2 separate regions of the Mus musculus genome follow, and region 1 is linked to region 2. Evidence: chromatin contacts called from ENCODE POLR2A ChIA-PET data. All regions are on one chromosome and are shown on one strand. The core of a region is the stretch at or near the end of the contact, and the rest is flanking DNA. Distances in the headings are between cores, read along the strand shown. Region 1 holds the start of B3gntl1 (UDP-GlcNAc:betaGal beta-1,3-N-acetylglucosaminyltransferase-like 1). Region 2 holds the start of Narf (nuclear prelamin A recognition factor).

The links. ChIA-PET counts read pairs that join two places held with the same protein, here RNA polymerase II (POLR2A).
Region 1: POLR2A ChIA-PET joins it to region 2 with 15 read pairs in embryonic stem cell. The contact joins the promoter of B3gntl1 here to the promoter of Narf in region 2. POLR2A ChIA-PET finds 5 or more read pairs at or near these places in 2 of 5 experiments (Patski and embryonic stem cell).

The regions. Positions count from the first base shown.
Region 1 is chr11:121,670,509-121,676,046 of GRCm38, reverse strand. B3gntl1 (UDP-GlcNAc:betaGal beta-1,3-N-acetylglucosaminyltransferase-like 1) reads left to right here and starts at 2,896. Exons shown (of 13, transcript NM_178664.5): 1 at 2,896-3,062; 2 at 4,874-4,990; 3 at 5,078-5,177. The coding sequence starts at 3,015.
Region 2 is chr11:121,234,008-121,239,560 of GRCm38, reverse strand. It overlaps Narf (nuclear prelamin A recognition factor), which reads right to left and starts at 2,325. Exons shown (of 11, transcript NM_026272.3): 1 at 2,210-2,325; 2 at 1,044-1,142. The coding sequence starts at 2,236.

The DNA.
Region 1 (5,538 bases), core at 1,647-4,146, 440 kb before region 2:
ACGTGTTGGTTCATAACCATCTGTAACTCCAGTTCTAGGGGATCCAGCGCCCTCTTCTGGCCTTCACAGCTAACACACACAGTACATATGCATATATGCATGCAGAACACTCTTATACACTAAAGAAAATATATTTTTAAGAATGTCTACATATGCCAGGCAGTGGTGGCACATGCCTTTAATCTCAGCACTTGGGAGGCAGAGGCAGGCAGATTTTCGAGTTTGAGGCCAGCCTACAAAGTGAGTTCTGGGACAGGGCTACACAGAGAAACCCTGTCGGGGGGGGGGGGGGGTCGACACATATTATGTTGAAGGGTACTGTCTACACATATTGTGTTGGAGGATACTGTCTACACATATTGTGTTGGAGGGTACATCTAAAAGGAACTTTCTTGCTGCAAAAGATTACAGGAGGTGAGATGGAAGCAGTGCAGCCCACTCCAAACACAAAGGTGTAGAAACTACCTGTGCTTCCTTATCTTCAGGTCACTCTGGAGCTAGAATGCTACTTACTACTAAGTCATTTGAAATGAAACTATTCTCCACACATTAACTCTGAGAGACCATTGGGTCTTTGAAAACAAATCCTCAGATTGCCTTGGTCAGACTTAAAGATAAGGTTGTATTTCTACTCAACTCACTTAATGCTATTTTTTACTGGCTTTTCAGATAAGATGCAATTTCAGTAAAAATATCATACATGACATAGTGCTTTGCTTTGTAACAAGCTACCGAATATTTTGCATTTGATCTAATTTTTAAAACAAAACTTTTATTTTTCTGTGAAAGAGGTGCTCACAGACACACCCATATGCCTTAGTTTAGAGCACTTAAGAGTAGTAACCTGAGCGGGTTAGTCCAGGTAAGAGGGGCAGCATACTGCTAGACACAGCACACCCACTGTACACAGCTCCTGCTCACCTTCTCTATGTGAGGTGAGCTAGAGAGCTTTCACAGCGACCTGCAAAGGTCCCATCATAGCTCTGTTCTCTCACAGTGACCTGCAAAGGTCCCATCATAGCTCTGCTCCAGCTTCGTGGAAGAGGGTGGACACCCTGTTTATACAGGTAGGAAAAAGTTTGGCAATGCCTAGAACAGACTGTGGAAAGAGGTTGGGCACTACTGCATCTCCAGAAGTTAAGCTGTTAAGATTGCTAAGGGTACTCGGTTCCTTTGCAGAACTGCCAGGGACAGTGTAGGTTCTTTCCTTTTGGGGAGCGAAAAAGTAGGCCACTGTTTTCTACTGAGGAAAGAATAATAATAATAATAATAATAATAATAATTTGAATGCATGAGCAGCAGCCCAGAGCAGGAAAGTTGGCTCAGCAGTTAAGAGCACTTGTTGCTCTTGCAGACATAGTTTTGAGTCCCAGCACCTGCCTGGTGGCTCACAACTGTCTGTAATTCCAGTTTCAGAGGATCTGGCACTCTCTTCTGACCTTCATGGGCACCAGGGAGGCATGTGGCACACACGCATACATGCAGGCAAAACACTCACATACATAAAATAAATTAACCAAGATTTTGAAAAGCACTGCAGTCTAAAGCTTTGCTGAGAGCTCTTGCTATTTTTAAATTACATTTTATTTTGCGCATGTGTTGGGGGTGTGTGGGGTTGTGCACCATACCCTATATGTTCGGAGGTCAGAGGATAACTTGTGGGAGTAGGTTCTCTCCTTGATACCACATGGGTCCCAGGGCTCAAAGTCGGGTTCTAAGGCTTGGCAGCAACTGTCTTTATCCGTTGAGCCATCTCTTCCACCCATCTCCTGCTATTTTTAAGTGTGGAAACTCTTGAGGGCTGCTTGGTGCCAAGGCCAGTGGGTGACCTCAGTGTCACCCCTCACAAATGGAGGGTGTGGATGACCAAAATATGCCATCTTAAAATATATTTCTAGTTGTAGGATGACCATTTGGAGAAACTGCAGACACAAGCATTAAGTTAGAAAAGCACTAACGAAACAAAATGTACATGGGTTATCTACATTAAGTAATCAGGTGTTTTATCAATATCTGGGTTCCACGCAGCTCAGAGGTTGTCACCCGTCCTTTGGAAGTAATTTAGTGAAACCTTTTGGTTCTGTGGGATGCCTAACTTTGGGACTCCCACAGTTCATAGAACACTTCCTTCCCCAGTATCCCCCGGGACAATGAATCTCTGTGTAGCATAGGAACTCAACTATCTGGCGTTGACCAAGCGTCATGTGTCCTAATGCAGGCCACACGAGGGCCTTGGGTCCATGAGAACTATCTACCTTTGGCTCACTCCAGACAGACCCAGTCCAGACCCAGAACCTTCCTCCAGGAGGGGGTCCTTCCTCCTTGTCTGGAGCAGTCAGACCAAACAAGATTCTGATGAAATGTCGCCTGCTTTAAGCTTACTGGCATTTTCCTTTTTAAAGTTACATAGGCCCAACCTGCGGTGGGATTTTTAAGTAACCACCTACTTGCACAGGGTGGCGTCCCCCCACAAGTTCCCCCCGTTCTTAAGTTTTTTTATAACGTTAGTTTGGCTGCGGACTTCAGTTTGCGATTATTTCCGTCAGGTGGGGCAGGAGGACTTCCGCAGGCCAAGAAGCCACAGAGGCAAGTGAGAAGGACGAAGGCGCAAAGCCAGGGGCGCCCACGGACTCCGGAAGCCCAACCCTTTGCTCGGCCAGGCCCCGCCCACACACTCAGCTCTGGCCACCCCGGAACCCCTCGCCCGAGCTGCTCCCGCCGAGAACGGCGGCTCGCCCCTCCCGCTCCACCATCCAGAGAACACCGACGGGCCGCCTCCCTGAGCATTCTGCTCGAAGGACCGCCTTCCCTTACTGACTGACGTGTCTCTACACCAATAGAACGTGGCTGTTCCCCTAACAGCCCTCCCATACCCGTAAGTCCCTAGCGAGCCACGTGGCTCTGCACCAATCGGAAGCGGTCCAGTCTGTGCATCGCCTCCTGGAGCTTGCTGTGCATGCGTTGGCCTCCTAGGCAGGACTGCGATTGCAGGAAAAGGGCAGTGGAGCCGCGCGATGGAGGTCTCCGAGAACGCCACAACGCGCGGCTCGCTGGCCCTAGTGGTAGGTATGGCCGGGTGAGACGCGGTCCCGCCCTCTTGTGCCTTCTTCTGTTGCTGTTTCTCCCTCCACGGTAGTCATCTTGTCTCCGGCTCGCAGCCGCTGTACGCTGCCACGGGTTCGGGAACCTCAGCTTGGAGGGTTCCCACCATTCCGTTTCGAGGTAGACATGTGTCCGAGCTCATACCGTACACTAACCTGCACACCTACTAGCGCCCCTCCCGCCATATCCCTGCTCGCCAGCATGCCACACCTATCTTAATACCTAGCAGGTGGGTTAGATGTCTCAGGCCAGGGTGCATTAAGTGTGGTTCACAGGCATTGCGCCAAGTGATTGTATTTTTCATGCCAGTCTTATTGAAATTGGAAACCGGTAAATCAAGGCCTTTGTCAGAAATTTATATCTTTTTTTTTAAAGTTGTGAGGTCTGTAGCTCTGGCTGGCCTGCAGCACATACAGCTGAGGATAACCTTGAAACCCTCCAGCGTCCGAGCCACACTTACTGATAACAAATATGAGTCATAACACCCCTTTTCAGTTAAAATCTTGTAGGTCTTGAGAAAATTAAGAAAGTTCTTTCCTTTACAAAGTAAGTCCAGAGGACTGGGGTGTAACTCTGACATGCATGTGAAACACCCTGGGTTCAATCCCCAATAGCTCAAATAAATAACAAATAAAAAGCCTTTAAGCAACATGTTTTCAGAATAAACACAAACAGGATAGAATGCCACTTTGGGATCATCAGCTCCTCAAAGAGCGCTTCATTTGTAAAGGACGGTGTCTTCAACACTCCTTTATAAGATTCTTATAACCGTGTTCAGATTCAGTAATTTAAAGTACACTATACATAGATGGCCTCTACAGTGATTTATGTAGATATTGCCTATATTATATGTAGACCTTGTCTGTAGAGATTATATAGCCTTTGTGTTATATATAGCTTTGTAACATGTACATATATGTATGTATATGTTCACATCTACCTAGCCTATTGGTTTTCCTGCTCAGAAACATGTCCAGTTTTATTTTTTCACATTAATTCAGGGTGGGGGGGTGAGGCCAACTGTTAATTTCTTGGCTGTTCTTTACTACTTACTATATCATATAAAATTGAGGCAGTTCCTGGTTCCTTTGGTTATCAGGTTTCAGTGATTTTATTCCATACTACTTTAGGAACTTTGGCTTTGTGAGATTCCCTGAGAAAAAGTGAGGGTGCCAGAATTCAAGTGTTGAATAAAGATTAAGGGCCTCTCCACGCCCTCCTGGTCCAGCTTGGCTCTTTGATGAGCTGTGATGACCCCTATAAAGGGGTCACTGTTGGAGTCTGGTTCTCATAGCAGGGGATGTTTAACCAGAATGCTGATGCTTTTGCCTAGTGATCAGAATCACGAATCTACCACTGACTGAGGGGTCATTTTGATGCTTTTAAGGTTTCCCCCCCTTTCAAAAGCATCTAGAAGGAAATGGGGACAGATAGACCAGTGGATAAAGGCACGTCCCACCAAGCTTGATAACCTGAATTCGGCCCTCATGGTCATGTGTACACATACAATAACGGATGAATAAATGGAACAATTTTTAAAAGCATCACGATCCTAAGGGGTACCTAAGACCTATTGAATATTATGGACCAAATGAATGCCAACTGCTTAGAGAGGAGAAACAGACATTTTTTTGGTTTGTTGGGCTTGCCCCATCCATCATGGTTCTAGACCTGAAGGCCAGGGCCTCATCTTGTGGGATAAACATTTCTGGATGCTGAAGAGAGGGCAGTTCTCCATGGCTGTTTGTTAACCCGTTTCTCTGAATTCTAGTCTATCATCCTCCCCGTGCACAACGCTGAGCAGTGGTTGGATGAGTGCTTGATGTCTGTTTTGCAGCAAGACTTTGAAGGTGCCATGGAGCTCTCTGTTTTTAACGATGCCAGCAAGGTATTTACGGGCCTGCTGTTGGGTGATTCAATACTTTACAGAACACATCTGAGGGAAGTGCCCTGACCTGCTGTGTCATACTTACAGGACAAGTCTAGGGCCATCATTGAAAAATGGAAGGTGAAACTGGAAGATTCTGGAATCTCTGTAGTCATCGGAGGCCATGACTCTCCTTCTCCCAGAGGAGGTAACATATTGAATTGTAATTATGGTTTCTTAGCAACCTATAAACTTAAATGATTTCGTATTGCTACAATCTGGAGAAAAGTATCCTGGTGGAAAATAGCATCCTGGTAATCTCCAGGGCTCGTGATTAGGTCTACTGTCTACTAAGAACTAAGTGGGTCTCCGTGTCTGTCTGTCTGTCTTCTCTCTCTCTCTTTCTCTCTTCACACACGCACACACACACACACACACACACACACACACACACACAGAGCAGGCTGACCTAGAACTCAGAGATCTGTCTGCCTCTGCCTATCACTGGCTCCCATTCAGTCGGTTTCTCCCTCTTTGGTAAGGATTTATTGCTGTCTCTGTTTGCATCC
Region 2 (5,553 bases), core at 1,076-3,575:
TCAGAAGTACTAGGTCGAAGGAAAAAAATTCCTGCCACCTACTTCCCCAATGTCATTAATTCTACACTTACATAAAAAAGTTTTATATTACATTGACTGATTGCTTTCTTGTTTGATGTTATGTGTGTGTGTGCAATATGTTGGTGTAAAGGTAGAAAGACGACTTGTAAAAACTGGTCTTTTCCTGTCACCTGTGTTCATAAGTCTCCAGATGTCATATATGGGTTCTGGGGATCAAACTGACATCCTGAGACTCGGTGGCAAGTGTCTTTACCGGCTGAGCTATCTAGTAAGCTCTAAAATCAATTTGTTTGTTTGAAATGATTGAGCTCAGAATTTCAGGCTAGCTAGCTAAGCTCTCTATCAGTTGACTAATCCTTAGCCCTCCCTCAGTTTTTGTGTTGAGATAAGGTCTCATTATACAGCCTAGGTTGACCTTGAGCTGGACCTCCAAAGGTGTACCAGCATTCCTGACTAGTCCTAATATTTTCTAAGACAACTGTGACTGTAACCTTCTCTGTGAATCCATAGTGTGGCATGACACATGCAGTAGCCTCTTCAGAGCATGAAGTGAGACAGGTATGAAGCTCAGCTCCAAATGTGATACAATATGTGATACAATGTGATACAGTATGTACAAACAAGCATCACAACTAGCTGAAACAAGAACTGAACTAAACAAGCAGCTTAGTTAACTTAAACAGCAAGCTTAAAGAATCATGGAACTTGACCCTCAAGTCTGCATGCATTACAGAATGTGAGTTCCTTCCATTTTATAGAATAAGGTTTCAACACTGTACCACAATATTCCTATTTCTCAAGCAGTTCCTGGCCTGGTATGTTTGAGAAGACTCAAGACTGTCCTATACATGGCTCTTCCCACTTTTACTTCAGTCTTTCTTAGAGCAGTGAAGTGCAAGGTAGTATAAGACTGGACAGAAGAAACAACAGTAGCCACTCCACTCACACTCACGTTAGGCTGACACAAACCCGATCCACTCACGCTCACGTTAGGCTGACACAAACCCGAAGCATCTACTTGCCTCTTCACTCTCCTTGGCTGGGCTGGCCCCATCGCTTGGCTGGGCCCCATCACTGGACACATTCTCCTGGTCATCAGTTTTTGATTTTTTACTACATTCCTTTAAAAAAAAAAAAAAGGATGGGGGATGTTAGAAAGGAAAATTATTTTTCTTTTCTCTATTTTTATTTATCTATTTTTTTCCTTTTTAGATCAAGTCTTTCTACATAGTCCTGGCTGTCCTGGAACTCACCATGTAGACCAGGCTGACCTCAAATTCACAGAAAGTCTGCCTCTGCCTCCTGAGTGCTCAGATTAAGATGTGTGCTACCATATTTTTTTTTAATGAGATAGGGTCTTGATAAATTGCACTGTCTAACTTTGAGCTCCTGCCTCAGTCTCTCAAGCACTGGGATCATTGGTGTGTACCACCGAGCTCAGTCAAGAATAATTTAGTGTGATGCCAAAAACCAAAACATATCCTGAGCAGTCGATCTTACTTCTAAGAAACCCTTTCTACAAAATAAAATCATCCATACTTATAGAAGGGTACACATAAACACTCACACCCTCCATTTGTATTGTTTGTAGTAGTAATGAAGAACAGGAAGTGATCTAACGGTAATATATATAAGAACATTTAGATGTGGCTATTACACAAGATTACAGGCGATTCTCTGAAAAAAAAAAAAAACAACGTATGGAGTATTTGGATATGATACAATTCCTGTAAAAAAACAAAAAACCAAACGAGATTCCTGCACATGCATCACGTGTGAAGGCAAGTGAGGCAGCTGTCAGTCACTTCAGCCACCTAGTGGAGCAGGACAGGAGGGCCTGCCTGCCCTTTATTCCTTCTCCACTTCGTTGTATTGAAGTTTGTTGTTGTTTAAGTAGAAGAGCCGCTCAAAGCATCATTTCTAATTACTTTATTAATCGTTCACTTCCACAACAGGGTGCCGGGACTGAGATCAATCCCCGGCCCCAGAACAGTAGCTTCCACGGACAGTCCCGGCGGTGCACTCGCCTGCAGTGGACAACAGCCAGCTCGCCGCCCAGTCCTCTGCAGACAGGTGATGGCTGTCAGAGGCCGACATAACAGAGCAAGGTGCACCCGGCTGAGCCCGACCCTCACCACCGATTCCAGCCTTGGCTTTCGCCCCTAGCCCCGCCGGACGACGCACCCACCTTTCGTGTGCAGTGCTCACACTTCATCTGGAGTGGGACTGGCAGGAGGCCGACGCGCCTAAGCTGTGAGGAGTAAGGAAGACTGGAACACCGCCGCCTGCCGCCCGCTAGCGACCTGCGACCCTTTGTTGTCTTCTTGCACGGAGGCCCCGCCCCAAGGACTGTAGTAGACCAATGAGAGAGCCTAAGCAAGATGAGCCACACCCCTGAGCCAATGAAAAGAGTGCAAGGATGGTATGGCACGCTCACCCCGCCTCCGCCGCTTAAGCCAATGAGAGTGTGAGGAAGTGGCAGGTCCCTCCCAGGAGCCAATCAGAGAACGGGGGTGGAGCTTGTCCCTCGACTAGTAGTTGCCCGGCCGGGACATATCCTCCTGTCAGTTTTTGCCTGGTTAAGGACTAATGGGGAAAGTTGGCAAAGGCGGGCGTATGAGGCAGGAAGAGTGCGCTGACCGAGCGGACGAGGCCGAATCGCGGCGACCTCAGAGCGCCTTGCTCAGTGGCCGCGGCCTGGCCCGCTCAATCAAGTTAGCGTCGTAAGTTCTGCTCTACTGCGTCTCCTGGAGGGCGGAGCCGGCGCCGCCCTCTACCGCCGCCATGACCAGCCAGCGAAGCCTCACGTAGGCCGGTGCGGCACAAGTGCACATGCGCAGCAGGCTTGCTTTGCTTTATGGGCAATGCTGCTGAGTCTGGCGTGTAGATTCAAAGTAGGCTGACCTTGAATCTTGGCGAGTTAGCGCATGCCTTTAGTCCCAGAACCCAGGAGACAGAGCAAGGCAGATCTCTGAGTTCCAGGACGGCCAGTACTACACATGTACCTGTCTACAAACAAAATGACAGGTAGGATGAGCAGGCCTATTGGCAATTACCCAACACTCAGGAGGCTGAGGCAGGAAAATGATAAAATTAAAGCCAACACTGCCCTATACTGCTACACAGTGAGACCTGTCTCCAAGGCAGATTAAATGCATTATTCTTTTGTTGTGTTCCAATCCCCTGGGAAAGACCAAAGACAGACTCAATTCAAATTTAAATTAAATAAGTGCATTCTTACTCCTACCTGAAGGACAGCGGCTTTAGAGCCAAACAGCATGCTGGAAGAAGGCTAAAGGAAAGCTTTATAAAGTAGATATCATAGCTGCACACCACCTACAGAATAGGGCAAGTTACATAATATACAAAAGATGTACCTTATCTATGGAATCCACAGCTGGGCAAGAGAATCGTCCTGTGTAATAATGTACATATAACTCCCCTGGGACAGCTAAAGAAACTTACTATAGTACCAGGCATCCCTTAAAGGCCACTGACCTTTGACCTGGAATGTCAATAATAGAATGAGATTATAGGATAATGGTTTACCGAGGGAAGTGTCTCTAATAACTGAGAGCAGCCTGTTTCTGGACCAGCAGTAACAGTGCCCCCAAGTTACAGCTGGCTGTCACATCCCCAGCCCTAAATTCTCTGAATTAGCTTGTTAAATGGAGTTTGTTTTTCAGTGCCTTCTAAAAGCTGAGTTTAAACATATCATTAGAAATATAAGGGGGCTAGGGAGATGATGGCTAAGAGCACTGCCTTTCTTTCAGAGGATCAAAGTTGGTTCTTAGCACCTGTGACTGACTGGCTAGAAACTTCCCGGGCTCCAACTCGAGGGATCTAGCGCCTCTTCTGGCCACCGGAGGCAACAGACACACAGTGCATTTGCTCACATGCTGCCAAAACGCTCATAAAACAAAAAGAAATATGAATTTAGGGCCCAGTGAAACGGTTTAGTAGGTAAAGCAAGGTAAACCCCTGCAAGGTGTCCTCTCCTCCACTTGCTACTATGGATGTGCGCACACACAACATAAAGAAATAAAAATGTTAACATCATTGTGAGTTTACCTTACTTTCAGTTCACTAAAATTATTCTCAGTGATGTCGGGAGTACGGGCAGTCGCCCGAGGAGCTCCAGGTCCTATCACCAGAACCAAAACCTGTTCTGTCTCACAGCTATCTTCTGGTTCTCTTCCTCTCTCCTGTTTCATGCAATTTTCCCATGTACATGGAAAAAATATATATGTATATGTGTATGTGTGTGCATTTGTGTATATACTTGCACACATACAGATGTTGGTTCTCTCCTACCATCCTGGTTCCAAGGATCAAACTCAGAACCAACTCTAGGAGCTCAGCCATTTTGCTGATCCTCTTGATTACTAACTGCAAGGTTAGGCAAGACTAGAGAAGGGAAGACAGGAATCATAAGACTGTCTAGTTGTCTAGTTGGGGAGTTTCTTTTGTTTCTACATTCTTTGAGCTACACTCATATGAACTGTCAACACATTCTTTTTGTTCTGCACGCTTATATAGCTAAAACTGTTTTTATTCTCAAAATTCTGGTAGAAATAACTTGATATCAAGTACCCTTCACTACTGCGGAGAGCTGTGTAAAGATTACTCTTACACTTAAGAGTCTACAAATGTTCAATGACATATTATATCTGATTTGGTTATCCTGCTGGAAGCCAGTCAGACACTATGACCCACACCTTAATGCTTAGAAGCAGTAACCAAACATTAACGTCCACACCCAACTTGTGGAGTTTTATTAAGATGGAGTCTCTTGAGGCTGGAGGAATGGCTTAGCAGTTTAGAGCATTTGCCATTGCGGAGGACCTGGGTTGATTCCTGATTCTGTGTATTGGTTCCCAACATTTCCATTAACTCCTGTCTCCAGGGTATGTGACACCCTGCTTGGTTTTTGTTGTTCTTTTGGTTTTGGGGGATTTGTTTTGTTTTGGTTTGGTTTGGTTTTGAGACAGGGTTTCTGTGTGTAACCTGGCTGTCCTGGAACTCACTCTGTAGACCAGCCTGGCCTTGAAATCTGGGATCCACCTGACTCTGCCTCCCAGGTGCTGGGATTAAAGGCGTGCACCATGACTGGCTGGCAGCGACGCACTCTTTTGACCTCTGTGAGCACCAGACATACATGTGGTACACATACTACACACAGGAAAAACATTTACACACACAAAATAAAATCAAAGGCCAGCTATGGTTTTGCACTTCTTTTATCCAAGCGCTTTGGAGACAGGCGGATCCCCACGAGGTTAAGGCTTGCCTGGTTCACACAGCGAGTTCCGGACAACCCAGAACTAAAGTGAGGCCCTATCTAAAAAATAAACAAGTAAATCAAAATAGATCAAATATGTATTCTATATTGAGCCACATACACAGCCTGCAAGATGTTTTCTTAGGTCATACTGAACTCTTCAGGCATGTACTTCTTATTTATTATTTTTTCAGGGTTGTGTGACAGAACTTCCTGATTTGTCATTATGTCACAACATACACATGATCCTC